Regions from separate parts of the Homo sapiens genome. Here region 2 is linked to region 1. Evidence: read pairs that join two places in POLR2A ChIA-PET (ENCODE). Cell type or tissue: Panc1. All regions are shown on one strand. Each heading gives the region's core, and the rest is flanking DNA. Links, peaks and the distances in the headings are about the cores only.

Evidence for each region. ChIA-PET counts read pairs that join two places held together with the same protein. Peaks named below come from ENCODE experiments on the same cell type or tissue, not always from the same donor. Only the 100,000 strongest peaks of a DNase experiment are listed, where the experiment ranks them.
Region 2: POLR2A ChIA-PET joins it to region 1 with 12 read pairs; 1 of 35 experiments calls an interaction of 5 or more read pairs at or near these places.

The regions. Positions count from the first base shown.
Region 1 is chr11:1,587,542-1,591,786 of GRCh38, forward strand. The region is part of intron 1 of KRTAP5-AS1 (KRTAP5-1/KRTAP5-2 antisense RNA 1); the gene reads left to right. Among named protein-coding and RNA genes, the nearest start is that of KRTAP5-1, 4.4 kb to the left of the region's middle. In Panc1, for the core only: no CTCF peak of the experiment used is centred there; a DNase peak (open chromatin) is centred at 1,890.
Region 2 is chr11:2,314,805-2,318,445 of GRCh38, forward strand. It overlaps TSPAN32 (tetraspanin 32), which reads left to right. Exons shown (of 10, transcript NM_139022.3): 7 at 1,425-1,508; 8 at 1,772-1,863; 9 at 2,540-2,721; 10 at 3,059-3,400. The coding sequence ends at 3,120. Among named protein-coding and RNA genes, the nearest start is that of TSPAN32, 15 kb to the left of the region's middle. In Panc1, for the core only: no CTCF peak of the experiment used is centred there; no DNase peak of the experiment used is centred there.

The DNA of each region.
Region 1 (4,245 bases), core at 905-3,404:
TCCCTGGTTTGAGCAATTCTCCTGCTTCAGTCTCCCCTGGGATTACAGGCACGTGCCACCACACCCAGCTAATTTTTGTATTTTTAGTAGAGACAGGGTTTCACCGTGTTGGCCAGGCTGGTCTCCTGACCTCATGATCCACCTGCCTCAGCCTCCCAAAGTGCTGGGATTACAGGCGAGAGCCACAGCGCCCAGCCTTTTGTTTCTTCTTCTTCTTCTTCTTCTTTTTTTTTTTTTTTTTTTTGAGACAGAGTCTCGCTCTGTTGCGCAGGCTGGAGTGCAGTGGTGTGATCTCGGCTCACTGCAACCTCTGCCTCCGAGTTCAAGCAATTCTCCTGCCTCATCCTCCTGTGTTTCTTCTTAACATAGATGTCATTTATTCTAAGTTTTTCAAATTTATTGGGATGTACTTTTCATAGTTGCCTCTGTTTTTGAAGATGGGATCTTGCTATGTTGTCCAGGCTGGGGTGCAGTGGCCGTTCACAGGCACCATCATAGCTCACTGCAGTCTCGAACTCACGCCTGGCCTCAAGTGGTCCTCAGCCTCTGAAGTAGCTGGGACTACTACAGACTACCACATTTGACTACTACAAATCCCTACCGTGTGCCACCACGCCTGGCTTAGTAGCCTGTTATTTTTAATAGCTGCTAAATTTGTCATTATTTGCTTTCTTTTCTTTCTTTTTTTTTTATGGCAGGGTCTCACTCTGTCACCCAGGCTGGAGTACAGTGGTGTGATCTCGGCTCACCACAACCTCTGCCTCCCGGGTTCAAGTAATTCTCCTGCCTTAGCCTCCCGAGTAGCTGGGATTATAGGCACCTGCTATCATGCCTGGCTAATTTTTGTATTTTTAGTAGAGATAGGGTTTTGCCATGTTGGCCAGCCTGGTCTCGAACTCCTGGCTTCAGGTGATCCACCTGCCTTGGCCTCCCACGGTGCTGGGATTACAGGCGTGAGCCACCGTGCCCAGCCTATTTGCCGTTTTTCATCCCTGCTTCAGGTTATACATGCTCTTTCTCCTGCCCGACCCTTTTTTTCCTCATTGGTTTTGCTAAATATTGTTGATTTTCTTTGTCTTTTGAAAGACCAGCTTTTGATTTTGTTGATTCTGTTTGTTGTATGTGTTAAACATTTTTATTTAGTTCTGCTCATATCTTTATTTTCTCCATTGTTCTTTTTGCACTTTCTAAACATGCGGGTGCTGGGGTGCGTGACTGTCTGCTGGACGTGGACTGTCAGGCCAGGAGGCGTGCGATAGAGAGTCACTGCCATCTGGGCTTTCTATCTGTCCCTCCTTCCTTCCCTCCCTCCCTCCCTCCCTTTTCTGCAGTCATTTTCATTCAGCTTCTTTCAGCCTTTCTGCAAGCTTCTGGGTGAGGTAACTACTGTGGGGCTGCTTTAAAAGCTCCCATATTTTGGGGTCTCTGTTCTTTACCCGATGAGCTAAGCCTGTGGGGTTTGCTGTGATTTCTGACATACGTGGGCTGCTTCCCACCACCCTTTGCATTTCACCATCCTGTGGTAGTGCTTCCTTCCCCTCTTCTTTTAGATGGAGTTTTTAAGGTTCTGTTTTTGTTTTTATTTTGTTTTGCTTTGACTGACTTAGAAGTTATATACACTATTCCTGTTTTTAGCAGCAACCTTATGCATTTCATGTGTATTTTTAAACAAATGTTGTCTACACGTGATGGCCCTCTATTCCTCCCCTGCTGAGAGTTGTGCAGGGAGCTGGGGACAGCTTCTTCCCCTGCCCAGCCCCTCCGGTGTCAGCTGTGGGAGTTTCTCCAGCGTCTTAGCTCCTCTCACATTGCTCATCATTGTTTATTTATAGTCAGTATTTGCTTAAACTTGCCACACATCCACCAACAACTCTAGGCGTGGTTCTTGCTTACACCATACTTCTTCCTTCCGGGCTCAGCTTCCTTCTTCCTGAAAACATCCTCCGGAAGTTCCCTCACAAGCATTCATCAGTAGACAGTCTGCATTTTTACATGGAGGTGGCTTGTTTCCTGCTCCTCCTGAGCATTCATCAGTAGACAGCCTGCATTTTCACATGGAGGTGGCTTGTTTCCTGCTCCTCCCGAGCATTCATCAGTAGACAGCCTGCATTTTCACATGGAGGTGGCTTGTTTCCTGCTCCTCCCGAGCATTCATCAGTAGACAGCCTGCATTTTCACATGGAGGTGGCTTGTTTCCTGCTCCTCCCGAGCATTCATCAGTAGACAGCCTGCATTTTCACATGGAGGTGGCTTGTTTCCTGCTCCTCCCGAGCATTCATCAGTAGACAGCCTGCATTTTCACATGGAGGTGGCTTGTTTCCTGCTCCTGGGCTCAAGCCATCCTTTCTCCTCAGCCTCCCCAGCAGCTGGGATGACAAAGGCACACCATCACACTCAGCTAATTTTAATTTCTGTGTAGAGATGGGGTCTCTCTAAGTTGCCCAAGCTGGTCTAGAGTTCCTTGGCTCAAGCAACCCTCCCACCTTGGCCTCCCAAAGTGCTGGGATTACAGACGTGAGCCACTATGCCTGGCCTGCCCTCACTTTTGAATAATGCTTTGGTTGGCACAAAATTCCTCAGTGCTTGAAAGGTGTCACTGGCGGCTGTTTCGTCTGTTGCTGCTGTCACTTTCTCTGCCCCTCCGCTGGAGTCCCCAGCCTTCTGAGTCTGCTGTGGAAGCTGGAGTCTCTGGCCTTCTGTGTCCGCTGTGAAAGCTGGAGTCCTGGTCTTCCGTGTCTACTGTGGAAGCTGGAGCTGCCTGGCCTTCTGTGTCTGCTGTGCAGGCTGGAGTCCCTGGCCTTCCATGTCTGCTGTGGAAGCTGGCTTGCACATTTGGTTCTCCCACCTGCTTCATGCCATGTCCTTCCTGGACCGAGGGTTCCAGTTTCAACCTTGGGAGACTCTCCCTGTCTCACCTCTCCCGAGTCTCTCTCATCTCTAGTTGGACAAATGTCAAATCTACTACATGTCCCCATATGTCTTTTTTTTTTTTTTTTTTTTTAAGACAGAGCCCTGTTCTGTTGCCTAGGCTGGAGTGCAGTGGCAAGATCTTGGTTCACTGCAACCTCCAACTCCCGGAGTCAAGTGATTCTTCTACCTCAACCTCCCAAGTAGCTGGGATTACAGGCGCCTGTCACCATGCCCAGCTATTTTATTTTATTTTATTTTTTGTATTTTTAGTAGAGAAGGGGTTTCACCATGCTGGCCAGGCTGGTCTCAAACTCCTGACCTCATGATCCGCCTGCCTTGGCTGCCCAAAGTGCTGGGATTACAGGCGTGAACCACTGCGCCTGGCCCCCATGTGTCTTTTTTAAAAAAAGAAAACCGTTTTATTGAGATAAATGTGCATATACAGTTTGTCTATTTAAAAGTCCACAATCTGGCCAGGCGTGGTGGCTCACACCTGTAATCCCTGCACTTTGGGTGGCTAAGGTGGGTGGATCACCTGAGGCCAGGAGTTCAAGACCAGCCTGGCCAACATGATGAAACTCTGTCTCTACTAAAAATACAAAAATTAGCTGGGTGTGGTGGTGCATGCCTGTAATCCCAGCTACTTGGGAGGCTGAGGCAGGAGAATGGCTTGAACCCAGGAGCGGAGGTTGCAGTGAGCTGAGATCTTGCCACTACACTCCAACTTGGGCAACAGAGTGAGACTCCATCTCAAAAAAATAAATAAATAAAAGAAGACCGTCATAAGTGGAGAAATATATCATGTTCATGGGTGGAAAGTCTTAACATTATAAAAAGTTCAGTTTCTTATATTCATACATTCAATGGATTTTATTCAATTAAAATTCCAGAAGGATTTAATTCTGAAAATTATTCCATAGATCTAAAATTTATGTGCAAACTTGTGAATAACTGAGACACTCCTGAATAATATTCAGAAGGGGTAGTCTCTGCCTGATATTAAGGCATAATAAAGTCTTCGTTGTTAAAACAGTTTGCTACTAGCACATGAATGGATAAATAGTTAGAAGTACAGAACAGGAACCCAGAAAAGACCCATCTATTGCAGAGCTTTAATTTTTTTTTTTTTTTTTTTTGAGATAGAGTTTCACTCTTATTGCCCAGGCTGGAGTGCAATGGCACGATCTTGGCTCACCACAACCTCCACCTCCCGGGTACAAGCAATTCTCCTGCTTTAGCCTCCCGAGTAGCTGGGATTACAGGCATGCACCACCACACTGGCTAATTTTGTATTTTAGTAGAGACGGGGTGTCTCCGTGTTGGTCAAGCTGGTCT
Region 2 (3,641 bases), core at 1,010-3,509, 730 kb after region 1:
CCCCTTTGCCCAGCTGGACGCAGGCCCCATGCGCCATTCACTCCTTCAAGCCAGTTCCAGCCTGGGGACTTCCCAAGGCCAGCTAAGTCCACAGAAGCCTCTTGGAGTGCACCCATGAGGGCTCTGTGCCAAGGGCTGCAGGGCTGGTGTGGTGGGCTCTGTCTAGGGGGAAGGGTGCAGGCGTCCTGGGGGGCATCAGAAGGAGTTGAAGGGCACTCAGAGGAGAAGAAGTAGGCCAGGGTGTGGCCAGGGCTTCAGCAACAACAGAGCGGGGCCCGAGGCCAGGAAGCCTTTCCTCCCCAGGGCCCTGGGAGAGACTGGGCCCTCCTCTCTTTCTCCTGGTGCCCGGCAGCCCTCCCCCAGCCCACCCTGCCCCCTCCCTGCTCCCCTCCCCGCTCCCCTCCCCTACTGTCCTGGAAACAAACCCACCCTATCTCACAGTGGGAGGCACCTGGCGACCCTCCAAGAAACAGAGGGGAGGAGAGCAAATGGCTGGAGGCCTGGTGAGGGGTGGAGCCACAGCCAAGGCTCTGAGGGCAGAAGGGCTGGCGCTGAGGATGGTGCTGGGGAGGGACCAGCGGCATTGGGGGCAGGGCTAACAGTCAGGACCCCTGTGCCACCCAAGGAGAGACTGAAAAGGCCCCCGACTGAAAAGCAGGAGCGAGGGCCTGCCTCGAGCACCCTTGGGATGGCAGGGCCATGGGCCCGACTGCAAAGCCTCCTGGGGAGCCGGAAGAGCCAGCACAGGCGGCAGGCACGGAGCCACCCAGATGGGCTGGCATGGGCGGGAGGGAGGCAGACCTGCCTGCGGGGGACAGGAGGGTGAGCCCTGAGACCCTGCGGAGGCCTCCACAGGCCGCCCCAGTTGCCATCATCTCCAGGGTTCAGAGACAGGCCTGCCACCTCCCTTTTCTGAAAAGATGCCTCTGGGTGCCATGCCCTGGGGTGGCACTGGAAGCCTGGGATGGAACCAGGAAGCTGGGACTGTGCGGGGACCCCCCTCACACCCCTCCACCAGCTGGCTTCCTGCCCTCCCTGTTAGCCATCACCCTCTGGTCACCAAGGTGCTGTGCCCGGCCCTGGGCTGGATGCTGGGAACCCAGAGTGAATTCGAAGTGGCCCGGCCCAGGGGAGCCAACGTGTGGCCCAACATGGACGCTCAGGACAGCTGGGAGACGGCACCGGCCGGGCCCAGGGCAGTGCCAGAGTGCCCACAGAGGCCAGCCCTGTCCCACTGGGCTTCACCTGCTCGTGCTGCCTTTCCCTAGAGCCCTGGGGGCTTCCTAGGAATGTGCCGCACCCGCCGCCCTGCTGCCCTGGCATTGGCCTAGGTGGGCGCTGCAGCTCCATGGCCCCACAGAGGCCGCTTGTCCAGGCAGGGAGGGCCGCTCAGGGCGGGTACCATGCCTGCTGCCCTCTCACAGGACTGCCTTCAGGGCATCCGGAGCTTCCTGAGGACACACCAGCAGGTCGCCTCCAGCCTGACCAGCATCGGCCTGGCCCTCACGGTACCCTCTCGCCTCCCTCACTGCCCCTTCCCACCTCCTGCCCCTCAGCCTGCCCAGCCCCCGACTCAGATGGAAGGGTGACCCGGGACAGGATCTCTGGTCTTGAGCCTCACTGGCTGCCAACCTCAGGGAGCTGCTCTGGTGTGACAGGGCCTGCCTCCTACAGCTGGGCCGCCCCCTTACACTGCAGAGTCCTGATGCTTCCTGGGGAGGGGCGCCCGCACCCTGGGGCAGTGGGGCAGCCGCGGGTGTCTCCCTCCCAGGTGTCCGCCTTGCTCTTCAGCTCCTTCCTGTGGTTTGCCATCCGCTGTGGCTGCAGCTTGGACCGCAAGGGCAAATACACCCTGACCCCACGGTAGGGCCCCCTGCCTGCCCCCACACCCTCTGGAAGGGTCCTCCAGCTCTGCTCGAGAGGCATCTGCTCTGCCAGCTGCTAGGAGGGAGCCCCGGGACCAAGCCCCAGGCTGACACTGTAGAGGAAACGCTTTGGGGGTGGCTGAGCACCAGGGTGGGGTGGGAGACCTGGAGAGTTTCCAGACCCAATGCACCGCACCCCATGGCCCACATGGGGACCCCCCTTTGCTTACCCCCAGGCCTTACCAAGACCTGGAGATGGATGCTTCTGGGCCTCCAGGTTATAGCCCCAGGCCAGGATCTCTGTGCTTGAATACCCCAGAGCTCCTCATGCTTAGGGGGCAGGGAGGGTCCAACCCACAGCCAGGCAGCTCTTCCTGCCCCCACGGAGCCTGGCCCGTCTCTGCCTGCCATGCCCATTAACCCACCCACTTGCTCTTCCTGGCCATCCAAGCCCTCATCCCTGGGTCCTCTGCATTCTACAATAGCCTCACAGTCCCGTCTAGAACATTCTGCAACAGCCTCACAGTCCCCCTAGAACATTCCACAGCAGCTCCATAATCCCCTCCAGAACATTCTGCAACAGCCCCATGATCCCCTCTAGAACATTCCACAATAGCCTCACAGGTCCCCTGTAGAACATTCCACCACAGCCCCATGATCCCCTTGCTCCTCAGAGCATGTGGCCGCCAGCCCCAGGAGCCCAGCCTCTTGAGATGCTCCCAGGGTGGACCCACACATTGTCTCCACTCCGAAGCAGTTGCTATTGGTCCAAGAGGATGCTCGGGTAGTCTTCGGTGGCTGCAGGAGAGCGATGCTGCGCCTCTGCCCCTCTCCTGCCACCTGGCTGCCCACAGAGGTGAAGACGCCCCTGCTGTCAGCCCTCATGGGATCCCTGAGGGGAGGGTCCGAGCTGTGAGGAGGGAAGGGAGTGAAGGCCCAGCCAGAGAGCCAGGCTCCATTGGGAACAGATGCAAGGGTAAGGGGTAGCTCACCAAATCCCTCCATGGGAACGGGCTGGGAGCAAGCACAAAGGAAACCACACTGGAGGCAGCAGCCCAGGGCAGACTGCAAGACACTGGTGGCCCACGGCCTGGAGGGCTCCACCCAGACACAAGCTGCACTGGTTTTCTATGCTGCGTAAGAAGCAGCATGGATGTAAGGACTGCAAGCAGTGCCCATTTATGATCTCGCAGCTCTCCAGGGCAGAAGTCGCGGTGGGCTCAGTGGGTGCCCTGAGCGGGGTCTCTCAGACTGACGTCAGGCCTTGGTGGGCTGCACTCTCACCTGGAGGCTCCGGGGAAGCATCTGCCTCCAGGACCATTCAGGCTGTTGACAAGTCAACTCCTCATGGCTGTAGGACTGAGGTTCCCAAGTCCTTGTCCCTGGTCCTGTGGTCCCTCCACCTTCAAACCAGCAATGGTGCATTGAGCAAATTGTGGTCAAATATACATCACATCAAATTTACCATCTTAACCATTGTTAAGTGTATGGTTTGTGGCATTAAATACATTCACATTGTTGTGCAACCATCACCACCATCTATCTCCAGAACTTTCCATCTTCTCAAGCTGAACCTCTGTCCCCAGTAAACACCAACTCCCATTCTCTGCCCCGGTCCCTGGCACCCACCATCCACTTTTCGTCTCTATGGATTCAGCTGCTCCAGGAACCTCATATGTGTGGGGTCACACAGGATTCATCCTTTTGTGTCTGGTTTATGTCACTTACTGTTATGTCCATAAGGTCCATCCGTGTTGTAGCCTGTGTCAGAATTCT